Regions from separate parts of the Homo sapiens genome. Here regions 1 and 2 are each linked to region 3. A link is a contact called in ENCODE Hi-C or POLR2A ChIA-PET data. All regions are on one chromosome and are shown on one strand. The core of a region is the stretch at or near the end of the contact, and the rest is flanking DNA. Distances in the headings are between cores, read along the strand shown. Region 1 overlaps EPS15 (epidermal growth factor receptor pathway substrate 15). Region 2 overlaps EPS15-AS1 (EPS15 antisense RNA 1). Region 3 overlaps EPS15 (epidermal growth factor receptor pathway substrate 15).

The links. A loop is a pair of places that touch in the nucleus more often than their neighbours do. ChIA-PET counts read pairs that join two places held with the same protein, here RNA polymerase II (POLR2A). Pooled maps may share reads with other maps.
Region 1: a map with no recorded cell type shows a loop between it and region 3 (2.4-fold over the local background). The contact joins two enhancer-like sites. A Hi-C loop is called at or near these places in 1 of 168 maps with a recorded cell type or tissue (HL-60/S4), 13 of 37 single-sample maps with no recorded cell type and 11 of 50 pooled maps. POLR2A ChIA-PET finds 5 or more read pairs at or near these places in 15 of 52 experiments (AG04450, BJ, GM12878 and 11 more).
Region 2: a pooled map shows a loop between it and region 3 (2.2-fold over the local background). The contact joins two enhancer-like sites. A Hi-C loop is called at or near these places in 2 of 168 maps with a recorded cell type or tissue (CD8-positive, alpha-beta T cell and endothelial cell of hepatic sinusoid), 2 of 37 single-sample maps with no recorded cell type and 10 of 50 pooled maps. POLR2A ChIA-PET finds 5 or more read pairs at or near these places in 7 of 52 experiments (H1, HEK293, PC-3 and 3 more).

What each region holds. Positions count from the first base shown.
Region 1 is chr1:51,431,588-51,435,551 of GRCh38, forward strand. All of the region lies in intron 12 of EPS15 (epidermal growth factor receptor pathway substrate 15), which reads right to left. Among named protein-coding and RNA genes, the nearest start is that of EPS15-AS1, 85 kb to the right of the region's middle. Within about 2 kb of position 2,209, at least 3 of the 41 ENCODE cell types and tissues checked have a DNase peak (open chromatin) inside an H3K27ac peak, as active enhancers do.
Region 2 is chr1:51,533,013-51,537,596 of GRCh38, forward strand. All of the region lies in intron 1 of EPS15-AS1 (EPS15 antisense RNA 1), which reads left to right. It also overlaps a transcript of OSBPL9 not described here. Among named protein-coding and RNA genes, the nearest start is that of EPS15, 16 kb to the left of the region's middle. Within about 2 kb of position 2,200, at least 6 of the 41 ENCODE cell types and tissues checked have a DNase peak (open chromatin) inside an H3K27ac peak, as active enhancers do.
Region 3 is chr1:51,488,818-51,492,917 of GRCh38, forward strand. All of the region lies in intron 1 of EPS15 (epidermal growth factor receptor pathway substrate 15), which reads right to left. Among named protein-coding and RNA genes, the nearest start is that of EPS15-AS1, 27 kb to the right of the region's middle. Within about 2 kb of position 2,839, at least 4 of the 41 ENCODE cell types and tissues checked have a DNase peak (open chromatin) inside an H3K27ac peak, as active enhancers do.

The sequences.
Region 1 (3,964 bases), core at 959-3,458, 58 kb before region 3:
GGTGTGCACCACCACGCCCGACTAATTTTTGTATTTTTACTAGAGACGGGGTTTCACCTTATTGGCCAGGCTGGTTTCAAACTCCTGACCCTCAGGTGATCCTCCCACCTCGGCCTCCCAAAGTGCTGGGATTACAGGCGTGAGTTACCGCGCCTGGCCAGAAATATAAATTTATTTTGCAAATCCATAATAATTTATTCTACTTATCTGGCAGGACAAAATGAGATTAAAAGAAACTAACAGAAAAGAAATATAAAACGAAACCTTAACTTTCTGAATTACAAAATAGGGATAATAAAGTTGATGGGCAGGATTAATTTATGTTACATCTAGAAAGACTCCAGAGCAATGCCTGGCATGTAGTTAAGTGCTAAATAAATTTCAGCTATTATTATTATTACCATTACATTGTTTACTAGTATAAAAATACATTTACTGGCTTTTTGAAAGCTGTAATAAAGCACCTGGAGTGATGGCAATCAGGCCTCCAGTATGTCGGCAGAGACTGTGACTCTTAAATCCTCCAGGAGTTGAAATTTCTTGGTAGATGCTTTTGCTTTCCAAAGACAGACTATAATACATCTCAATAATTATTGCTGTATTAAAAGAGGTAAGTGTCCCTTAGTAAGCTACCAGAGCCACAAAACAGTACAAGCAAATGAAATGTATAATAATTCTAACTCAGAACAGGTACAAAGAAGCCACATAGATTATGTATGTATGTATGTATGTATGTATGTATGTATGTATGTATGTATGTATATATTTAATAGAGACTTGCTTTGTTGCCCAGGGTGATCTCAACTCCTGGCCTCAGCAATTCTCTTGCCTTGGCCTCCCAAAGTCCTGGGATTACAGATGTGAGCCACCATGCCCAGCCTAAGTAATTTTTAAATGATCTAACAGGCACACATTAAAAAATAAAAAGAAATGAGTGAAATTTATTTTAATGTAATATTTCAAAATGTAATAAAGATGAAAAATACTAAGATATTTTACATTTTTTTTCATTCTAAATCTTTGAAATCCAGTATATTTTATACTAACAACACATCTTAAATTGGACTAGCCATATTTCAAGTGCTCAATCACCACACAGCTAGTGGCTACTATACTGGACAGCACAGGTTCAGACTTTAGCAAGGAGGTTTTCAAGTAAGGAGAGTCTCCCAAAACAGAGGTTTTAATGATGATCTATACACTTTATGTGAAAATGAATTAGGCTGCCTCCTTACTATCAAAGAAATGCACACCGCAACCTAGAGCTTCAATTATTTAACCAGTAATACCATTCTTAAGGCAGAGTCACAAAAGAGACCTTTTAGTGTCAGTGTCACAGATCTTTAGAGGGTCACAAACACATCAAGTTGGATCATAAGCAAAAGAGCTCCAGATTTGATAATATAAGCAATGAACTCTCCAGACATAATGGTTTCTAATGATATTTGAACTGAACTAAAACAAAAACATAGAATTTTTAAAAATTTGAACCATATGCTAGGATTTAGAAATTTTAAAAAATCGGTTCTTGAATATGACTGAAGTAGAGGTCTATATATTTAGGAACACAGAATCTGGCTACCTGGCTACATAGTTCCATTCACTCTTCAACTAGAGAAAGAAAGTTCATTCAGCTACTCCAACCAATATTTAGTGAACAGCTATTGAGTAAATCCTGTACTCTAAGTGCTGAACTCGGTGTTGGGGATGATGATGATAAATACTAACATGTATTGAGAACTTACTATGTTCCAAGCATTGCGTTAAGCATTGTACATGGTTATTCATATTTCCATTTTACAGATAAATAAACTGAGGTACAGATAGTTAAGTATATCCAGGTCATGTCAGGCAATCTGGAAATCTGGTTAAAAAGCCCATGCTCTGAAATACTACACTATATTGCCTCATTAGAAGTAAGAGTTGGCCTGTGCCATCACACAGAGTCGAGAATCTACTGGGAGAGAAGGAAATTGAGTGCTCTCTGAGCTGAGGTAGATAATCAGGGAAAACTTCGTGGAAATGAAGACTAGTTCATTTCTTCATCTGAAAAACTGAAATAAAGTTATTACCCTTCAGGGATGTTACAAGAGCTCAGCAAGTGAACTTACATAAAGAAGGCACAGTACAATGCCTGATAACTATTATTCTAATTATCTATCCTGTTTACTGGCCCAAGACCAGGATAACAAACAGGCCTGACAGGATGTGGCTTTAACTTCCTGATGTTCTTGCTAAAAGGACAGAGACAGGAAGGAAATGGAAGCTAGTAGATGACAAAATATTAACTCCTGCCTCAGCATAATTTACCACTACCACATTATCCAAGTGACTGAAGCACTCTCTTAGTAGTTTCATCTTTTCCACTGCCAAGAACTTCTCTAACTGAGGCATTTTACTGTCACAGCAACAGCTCTCAAGAATGGGTCCACAGATAGTTTTTAAGTGTCTGGGAACTCCTGAAATAAATACAAAATAGTATCACAGATATACATGTTCTTTTTTTCTGTGGGCAGGGTATAACAGTCTTCATCAGATTTTCAAAGGAAATCCTTGACACAAAAACAGGTCTGCAATTACCATGATTCAGCAATTCCACTTTTGCAAATATACTCCAAAGAACTGACAGCAGGGTCTTGAAATGGTATTTGTATGTTCATGTTCATAGCAGCGTTATTCATAATAGCTAAAATGTGGAAACAACCCAAATGTCCATCAATAGATGAACAGGTAAACAAATGTGGTATGTAAGTACAATGGAATTATTATTCAGCCTGAAAAAGGAAGGAAATTCTGACATATGCCACAACACAGAAGAACCCTGAGGATATTATGCTGAGTGAAATAAGATAGTCATAAAAAGACAAATATCTCACGATTCTGCTTATATGAGATAGTTACAGTAGTCAAAATCATAGAGATAGAAAGTATAATAGAATGGTGGCTGCTATGAGGAAGGGCGGGGAAAATGGGAGGGAGTAGAGTATGGGGAGTTATTGTTTAATGGGTATGGGGTTTCAGTTTTGTAAGATGAAAAGTCTTGGAAATGAATGGTGATGATGGTTGCACAACACTGTGAATATATTTCTTTTTCTTTTTTTGAGACGGAGTCTCGCACTTGTCTCCCAGGCTGGAGTGCAGTGGCGTAATCTCGGCTCACCGTAACCTCCACCTCCCGGGTTCAAGCGATTCTGCTGCCTCAGCCTCCTGAGTAACTGGGATTCCAGGCACCTGCCACCATGCCCAGCTAATTTTTGTATTTTTAGTAGAGACGGAGTTTCATCATGTTGGGCAGGCTGGTCTCGAACTCCTGACCTGAGGTGATTCACCCATCTCAGCCTCCCAAAGTGCTGGGATTACAGGCATGAGCCACTGTGCCTGGCCATGTGAATATATTTCATACCACTGAATTGTATGTTTAAAAATGGTTAAGATGATAAATTACTATGTTATGTGTATTTTATCACAATTTTTAAACATGTGAAAAAAAAGAAAAACTAAGTCTGCAGAATATTTAAAAAAAAAAATCAGCCCACTAACCTTAATGTTCCTGTGAGGATTCAAAAACCTTTTATATATAAAATCCTTTTCTTTTTCTTTTTTCTTTTTTCTTTTTTTGAGACTGAGTCTCACTCTGTTGCCTAAGCTGGAGTGATCTCGGCTGTGAGTGATCTCGGCTCACTGCAACTTCTGCCACCCAGGTTCAAGCGATTCTCGTGTCTCAGCCTCCTGAGTAGCTGGGATTATAGGCATGCGCCACCACGCCTGGCTAATTTTTGTATTTTTAGTACAGATGAGGTTTCGCCATGTTGGCCAAGCTGGTCTCAAACTCCTGACCTCAGGTGATCCACACGCTGCAGCCTCCCAAAGTGCTGGGATTACAGGTGTGAGCCACTGTGTCCGGCCTAAAATCCTTTCCTATAGTCTTCAAAATAAGCTATTATTCAGAAGGTCTTTGCCTTAG
Region 2 (4,584 bases), core at 950-3,449, 44 kb after region 3:
TAATTGGTAATTGGTAATAATTGGTAATTATTAATTGGTAATTAATAAATGGTAGATATTTATTAATAACTGGAAGCAACCTCTAAAAAAATCATAGTATTAAGACCCAGTTCATGCCCTCTAAGTGCTCACTCTGTGATGGGAAAGACAAGACAGAATGAAATAAATATTAAAGAGAAGTACATGCTGCTGGGTGTAGTGGCTCACGCCTGTAATCCTTGTACTTTGGAAGGCTGAGGTGGGTGGATTGGCTGAGCTCAGGAGTTCGAGACCAGCCTGGGCAACATGGTGAAACCCCATCTCTACTAAAAAAAATACAAAAAATTAGCTGGTCGTGGTGGTGCATGCCTGTAGTCCCAGCTACTCTGGAGGCTGAGGCAGGAGAATCACTTGAATCCAGGAGGCGGAGGTTTCGGTGAGTGGAAATTGCACCACTGCACTCCAGCCTGGGCAACAGAGCAAGACTCTGTCTCAAAAAAAAAAAAAAAAAGAAAGAAAGAGAAAGAAAAGAAAAAAAAAGAGGGAAGTAGATGAAATGGCTGTGGGAGTCAAAAGGAATCTGCGAGTAAACGTAAGGGTCAGATCAAGGAAAGCCTCCAAAGCAGGTGGCATTTGAATCGAGCCTCAAAATGGAGCAAATGCAGCACATGGCCTGAATAAATGTTCACAGTTACACCATTGCAATGAGTGCTCAGAAAACAGAGGTTGGAGTGCAGGGTGGGAGCTATGGCAGGACATGAGACTAGAAAATTATCTGGAACAGGCAAGGGATTTTTGAATGCCAGGCTAATGCCTGGGCATTTTTTTTTCTTTTGTTTTTTCTTTTTTCTTTCTTTTTTTTTTTTTTTTTGCAGAGGAATAGATAATACTGAGGTTAGGGGTTAGAGGTTATTATTCTAAATAATTGATGCTGACTGGGCGCAGTGGCTCACACGTGTAATCCCAGCACTTTGGGAGGCCGAGGCAGGTGGATCATGAGGTCAGGAGTTCGAGACTAGCCTGACCAACATGGTGAAACCCCATCTCTACTAAAAATATAAAAACTAGCGGGGAGTGGTGGCACATGCTGTAGTCCCAGCTACTCAGGAGGCTGAGGCACAAGAATCACTTGAACCCGGGAGGAGGAGTTTGCAGTGAGCTGAGATCGTGCCACTGCACTCCAGCCTGGGCGATAGAGTGAGACTACATCTCAAAAAAAAAAAAATGCTCCCAGCTGTTTATCATGTTATGAAGTCATACTGGTTTTTTTGTTTTGAACAGTCTAGTAATTTTATTCTCCATCATGTCCTTAAGTCATATTAGGGAAGTTTTATGCTTTGGATTTTCTGATTGTCTTTTTAAGATCATCTCCCCTCTATGGCAATGATAATGTTGTTTCTTTCCAAATAATGTTCTGTCACATGCTCATTCACTTTTTTTTCCAAATGGCCTTCAACTTCATCCCCTGATGTTGGTAGGAAAGTCTAAGATCCCTCAGCAGTCTGAAGCTCCTCTCAGAAAGGGGTGAGGAGTGGGTTGGATAGGATCAGAACTATGCTGTCCAGGGCATTCAGACCCGTTGAAGTGGATAAGAATTAAAGGTGAACAGTCAGATCCTCCCAGGGAGAGGAAGCCACAAGAGACACAGCCTCACAACTGTGTTGTCACAGTGTTTTCAGAACTCAGTACCAATACCAGTGATGGGGCCACGCTTTTTGCAAGTGACGTTTATTATGTCATTTGAAAATATCAGAATCTCTCTCTTCACAGGCTAGCCAGATAAGTATTGAAACCATTAATTTCTCTACCATGTCACTGTGTCTTTGGGCAAGCCCCTTCTCTCCTCTGGACCCAGGGTCCTGCCTATAAAACGAAGGGGCTCTATTCATCCTCCTCTAGGATCCCTTTCAATTCTGACAGGCTCTAATTTTTCTGTTATCAGTTATTCTTTATTAAACTTACAGTATGTGCCAGCTTTTTTCAAGATGTGAGACCCTCTCACCCTCTTACTCCTCAACCCCCTGTTATAACTTATCTTGGGCTTTTCTTGTTTAAAACATTTGGAAAAAGTGGTGTGTTCACGGGACCTTTATTTGCCCTAAGACATTTGAGGGTAAATCATGTGAAGGCCTTTGTTTTCTTCCAGCAGCCAAAACAATAAAACCACCAAATTGCGTGCAGCATCATTTTCTACTGCCCTCAAGTGGTGGTGGCCCAAATGTCTTTTCCTGGTTGCAGTTTAAGGAATAAAACATGTTTTCAGAAGAACTCTAGGCATCTAGGAGAGGGTAGGAGAGTCATAGAGTCACAAAGGGCCTGAGGTGGAAAGGCCCTTACAGGATGTCTGATCTAAGCCCCTCGTCTTGAAAGGGAGAGACTGAAGTCCACCTTGGTTCTCTGATCAGTGAACAAACCTAGTTTCTTCTGTCTTTAAAGAGCTATCTTATGACCCTGACTCTATTTTTGGCTCCATTTCTCTGCTCCCATTCACAGTGAAATTTTCTAAAGAGTTATCTCCATACTGTTTCTATTTCTTCATCTATGCTTTATTATTATTATTACTTTTTATTTTTTTTTAAAAACAAAATAATAATCTCACTCTGTCGCCCAGGCTGGAGTGCATTGGGCTGATGTTGGCTCATTTCAGCCTCTGCCTATGGGTTCAAGTGATTCTCCTGCCTCAGCCTCCCAAGTAGCTGGGACTATAGGAGGATGCCACCACACCTGGCTAATTTTTATATTTTTAGTAGAGACAGAGTTTCACCATGTTGGCCAGGCTGGTCTCGAACTCTTGACCTCAAATGTTAACCCCCCACCCCGCCGCCCTTGTCTACCAAAGTGCTGGGATTACAGGCATGAACCACCGTGCCCACCTTTACACTTTATTTTTTAACTTTTTACTTTGAAATAATCTCAAACTTGCAGAAGAGCTGCAGAAATATTACAAAGAATTCCCAGATGCCCCAGAAGTTCTCATGTGTGGGCATATGCCTACATGCATATACATGGATATGTATATTTTTTCCTGAGCCATTTGAATTGCAGTAGTTACCCCTAATACCTTAAATATTTCAATGTGTATTTTCTGAGAAAAGGACATTCTCTTATATACCTACATACCCACTCAGTATGACAATCAAATCCAGAAATTTTAAATTGACATAGTGCTTATATACAGTCCATACTCAAATTTCACTAATTGGCCTGATAATGTCCTATATAGCAGTATTTTCCCCCATCAGGTTCTGATCCAGTGCCTGATCCAGGTAATGCATTATACTTAACTGTCATGACTTTTAAAAAGGTTTTTTTTCTTTTAATTATTATTTTTTAGAAACAGGATCGCGCTCTGTCACCCAGGCTGGAGGGCAGTGGTTCAATTACAGCTCACTTACAACCTTGAATTCCTGGGCTCAAGCGATCCTCCCACCCCTGCTTCCAGACTAGCTAGCTAGTACCGCAGGCACGCACCACTATGCCTGGCTAATTTTTTAAAAAATTATTTTTGTAGAGGTGGGGTCTCGTTATGTTGCCCAGACTGGCCTATAATTCTCAGCCTCAAAGTGATCTTCCTGTCTCTGCTTCCCAAAGTGCTGGAATTTCAGGTGTGAGCCACCACACCTAGCCTGTTATAACTCTTTAGTGTCCTTTAATCTAGAATAGTTCCCCAGTCTTTCACTATTATTCACGATATTCACATTTTTAAAGAGTACTGGCCAGGTGTTCTGTAGTGTCTCCCCCTGTTTGGCTTTGTCTCATGTTTTCTCATGAAGGGATTTACATATTTTTCCAGGAAGAAATCCTAGTTATATGATGTTGTGTCCTTCTCAGTGCATCATATGGGGAGAAACGTGGTGTCACTTGGTCCCATTATTGATGGTGTTCACTTTGATCAGCGGATTAAGGTGGTATCTACCAGATTTCTTCACTGTAGAGTATTTTTTCCTGTGTAAGTAATGGTAATCTGTAGAGAGGGACTTTGAAACTATGTAAATATCCTGTTCCTCTTCAAACTTTTGCCCAATGGTTTCAACACTCATTGATAATTCTTGTCTGAATCAATTACTGTGATAGTTGCAAACTGGTGATTTTCTACTTCTATCATTCCATCTACATTTTTTAGTTGGCATTCTACTGTAAGCAAGAAGGTTTCCTTCTCTCTAATTATTATCATGAGTATAAACTAATGTATTCTTAATTTATTTAATGAGTTATAAACATTACCCTTATTATTTTTTAAATGTTCAACTTGTCCCAGGTTTGGCCAATGAGAGCCTCTTCAAACTAGCTCCTGTGTCCTTTTGACATGTCTTCATCACTTTTTTTTAACACCTCCTTGCTTTCTGGCATAATAAGATGTTCCAGGCTTATCTTGTACTTTCACTGCCTAGTCCTGAAAATCAGCCATTTCTCCAAAGAGCTACTCTTTAGTGGGGAATGGTATTTAGAAACCAAGATTTGGGCATCAGATGTGCTCATTCCTATTGGAGTGTAATTGCTTCTAGGCCATTTTAGTAAACAGAGCCAAAGGGGAAAAATAGTAACCTAATTTTGTTTAATTATTATTATAATTATTTTTAACAGAGACAGGGTCTCACTCTGTTG
Region 3 (4,100 bases), core at 1,589-4,088:
GCAATTTCAGTTATTCATCAATGGAATGATAAAAGAAATGTGTCCAACTCCGAGGATGTGCATCTAAAGAGAAAGGAAATGCCTTCTGACTCCTAACCCTTCTCATAGCTGGCTAGAATACAGATATAGTGACAGAATCTAGAGAAGCTATCTTGGATTGCGACGGAAAACATGGGAAAAATACAGCAACACGAGAAAAAAAGCCTGAGTCCCTGACACCATCATGAAGCTCCTACAGCACTCTACACCACCTACCCCACTTGGATTGTTACTTGTTACTTGAAATTTGTGATTTTGGTTTAAACCAATATCCTAACTAATGTAAAAAAAAAAAACAAAACAAAAGGAGGAACTGCTATTTTTGTTAAGGAAAAAATATGTTATTATAATTACATATATAGCTATAGAAATGTAAATATAATAAACTTTACTAAGAAAAAAATTTTTACAAAGTATAGCCTAGTATACCATATATATATATATATATATGTATGTATGTATGTATGTATTTTTTTTTTTTTGGAGATGGCGTCTCCCTCCGTCACCCAGGTTAGAGTGCAATCACGTGATCTCGGCTCACTGCAATCTCCGCCTCCCGGGTTCCAGCAATTCTCCAGCCTTAGCCTCCCAAGTAGCTGGGACTACAGGTGCACACCACCACGCCAGACTATTTTATTTTTAGTAGAGACAGGGTTTCACCATGTTTTGCAGGCTGGTCTCAAACTCCTGGCCTCAGGTGACTAGTACAGCATCTTAAGGTGTTTAGGTGGTATTATAATTCCCAGTCGTCTGTTTCCCTCTTGTATACACAGAGTATATAGCCTCTCTCTCTTTAAGAGTAGTATTAATATCCCTGCCTGTTGCCATGTGACTTGTGGTGTCTCTCCGTGGGTGTTCCAAGGGTGGGTTTGGCCATATAACTTGTTTTGGCCACTGAATCTGGGAGAAAGTTCCAGTTCCAAGTAGAAGCTTCAACAGCTATTGTGTGTTTCTGACAGGTCTTACTGTTTTCTCTCTACCAAGAGAACAATATGTCACAAATAGGGACTGCTCCTCCAGCCCGGATCCTCAAATGAGAAAGAATCACAGAGCAGAACCATAGCTGATTCCTAGGAAGCCTATAACGTGAAAAACAAATAAACCCTTCTTATTGTAAGCTACTCATATTTTGGCTTGTTTCTTAGTGCAGCATAATCTAGCAAATGTTAACACATAAGTAAATCAACACCAAAGTGTATCAAGTAGTAATAAAAAAGATCCCAGTTACTAAGGAAATTTATAGGTTAATAATTAAATGTCAAGAATTGTCTCATATGGAATTTCTGGTGTCATTTTTAGGGGAGGGTTATGTGGGAGGAGATATTAGAGTACATGACTTTGAGAGTACAAGATTCTCTAACACACAAAATAAACTGAAATTTTAAATGATTTAGTCTTATTATAAATGGTTACAGTACAATGTGGAAGGCCAGGCATGGTGGCTCACACCTATAATCCCAGCACTCTGGGCGGCCAAAGCGGGCAAATCACGAGGTCAGGAGTTCAAGACCAGCCTGACCATCATGGTGAAACCCCATCTCTACTAAAAATACAAAAAATTAGCTGGGCGTGGTGGCGGGTGCCTGTAATCCCAGCTACTCGGGAGGCTGAGGCAGGAGAATCGCTTGAACCCGGGAGGCAGAGGTTGCAGTGAGCCGAGATCATGCCATTGCACTCCCGCCTGGGCAACAGTGCGAGACTCCATCTCAAAAAAAAAAAAAAAAAAAAACAGAAGTGAAAGTAAAATAAAGAGACAACCTCTAAAACATAATGCCAATCTTTTCTCAGTTAATCACAAGGTCAGATACTAGGGAGTCGTCAGTAAATAAATTAATAAAATGGAGAGGGGAGTGGGTATGATTATAGAGGGTAACACAAAGGATCTTTGTGACAGAGCAAGTCTTTATTTTGATTACGCTTACAGTTACATGAACCCACACATAATAAAACTGCATATGGATAGAACTATATATGCAAACACACTAATGAGTATCTATAAAACCGGCAAAATTTAAATAAGGTCTGTGGGTTATACCAATGTCAATTTCCTGTTTTTGCTATTGCTGTAGTTATGTAAGATGTTACAATTAGGGAAAATTGGATGAAGGGTGCATAGAGCCTCTCGGTACTACTTTTTGCAACTTCCCATGAAAAGGCAGTATTGAAGACCAATGTGAAGTAGAGAGAAGGTGGCAAATCAGGCAGTAAGAACACTGTGCGATGGCAAATCAGGGCCAGGTAGTAAAAGGAAGACAATGGAATAGATTTTATCCCTTCAAATAAACCACTCTTTTTAGTTTTGCTCTTTAAAAAATTTTTTAGTCTCTTAATGCACACAATTTTCTGTAATTTGCCATAAAATTATTTCTGACATATTAACACATAAAAATTCAACTACTTAGAATTCCACCTTCTATTACTCCATTTTCAAGAGGGCTGAGAAATCAGAATGGGGACTAGCCACCACAGCCTTTCAACTCCCACCTCAACCACCACCACCACCCTTTAAAGATAGAATAGCAACTCCTAAGGCCAAAGTACTAAATGAATACACCAAGAGTCTATGTTTTTATACACATAGGTTTATAGTTTGCAAGACAGAACATTTAGAAGCTTTTGATAGGCTATCCATATCTAGAAAAGGCTTGTATATTTTACAATGTAAAAGAAAACAGGATGAAAACTAAGAGTAAACAGAAGAATGAAAAATAGTAAGGAGCAATAGTGATTAACAGCAATCCAAAGTGACAAGGAAAATAGAAACCGGAAGCTGTTTGCTTATTACAGAAGCTAGTAATAAGAGAAATTTGAGAAAGGAGAACAACTCTAAAGCTAGGGTGGAGGGCGTGGTGGGGCAGAGAAAGGCAAATCACCTGGGCAGTCCTCACCTTTAGAACTGGAGAGGGTGGGGAGTCAAGGAAACACAAGCAGCCACTTGAGCAGTTCCCTTACAGAATGCACAGTGCACATATTCCTCAGCTCTGTAATTCCCAACTCATTTAATTTTTTTTTTTTTTTTTTTTTGAGACAGAGTGTTGCCCAGTCTGTTGCCCAGGCTGGAGTGCAGTGGCACAATCTCCACTCACCGCAGCCTCCACCTCCGGGGCTCAAGTGATTCTTCCCTCAGCCTCCTAAGCAGATGGGACCACACCCAGCTAATTTTTGTATTTTTTGTAGAGATGGGTTTTCACCATGTTGCCTAGGCTGGTCTCAAACTCCTGGATTTAAGTGATCCACCTGCCTCGGCCTCCCAAAGTGCTGAGATTACAGGCATGAGCCGCTGTGCCTGGCCCTCATTTAATAATTTAATAGACATAAACTGGATGCTTTCTAGGTACAAGACAATAGGTTAAGGTGTCTGGAGTTAAAATAATCAGATAGGGCTCCTGCCTTCAAGGGCTTAAATTCTAGTAAAAATTGTAATGCTACCTTCTGCAAACACGCTAACATCTCATGTTTGTTCCATAACAAAACATTACAAATTGACTTAGCAGGCAAAGACCTAGGAATACTGTAAATACAGTATTCTAAAGAAAGTTTTCAAAATCCAGATAAAAAAATATATTTGCTCTGGAGATTCACTTCTTTCAAAAATGAAAGAAGAAAGGGACTTTAGAATAGACAAAAGAATTTCAAAGAGATAGTACAGAAAATACTACTGAAAAACGATGGATGTAAAGACCATATCACCAACTCAAACCAGTAATGGGCCAGTTTTTAATTGAATACAACTCAATTTGATCAAAAATCTAGGTGACATAGAGACAGAATGAAAGCAAAGTATAGCTTGGGTCTTTCATCAGAAGACTTAGTGAGCCCTATATACATCATTCTAGGTAGGCCAAAAAAACAAACAAACAAACAAAAAAAACAGATCAGTGGAAGAAGCATGATCTTTAAGCATGAATGACTAATATACGAATTTATAAAAATCCTCTCACCTCCTTTGTAGCCCCTCAAATGGCAGCTGTCAGGTTTTAACGACCTGCCTATCTCAGGTTTTAGAAATGTGAATAAACTCCTCTTTGCTCACCAGCAGCTTGTCCACATTACACTATTTA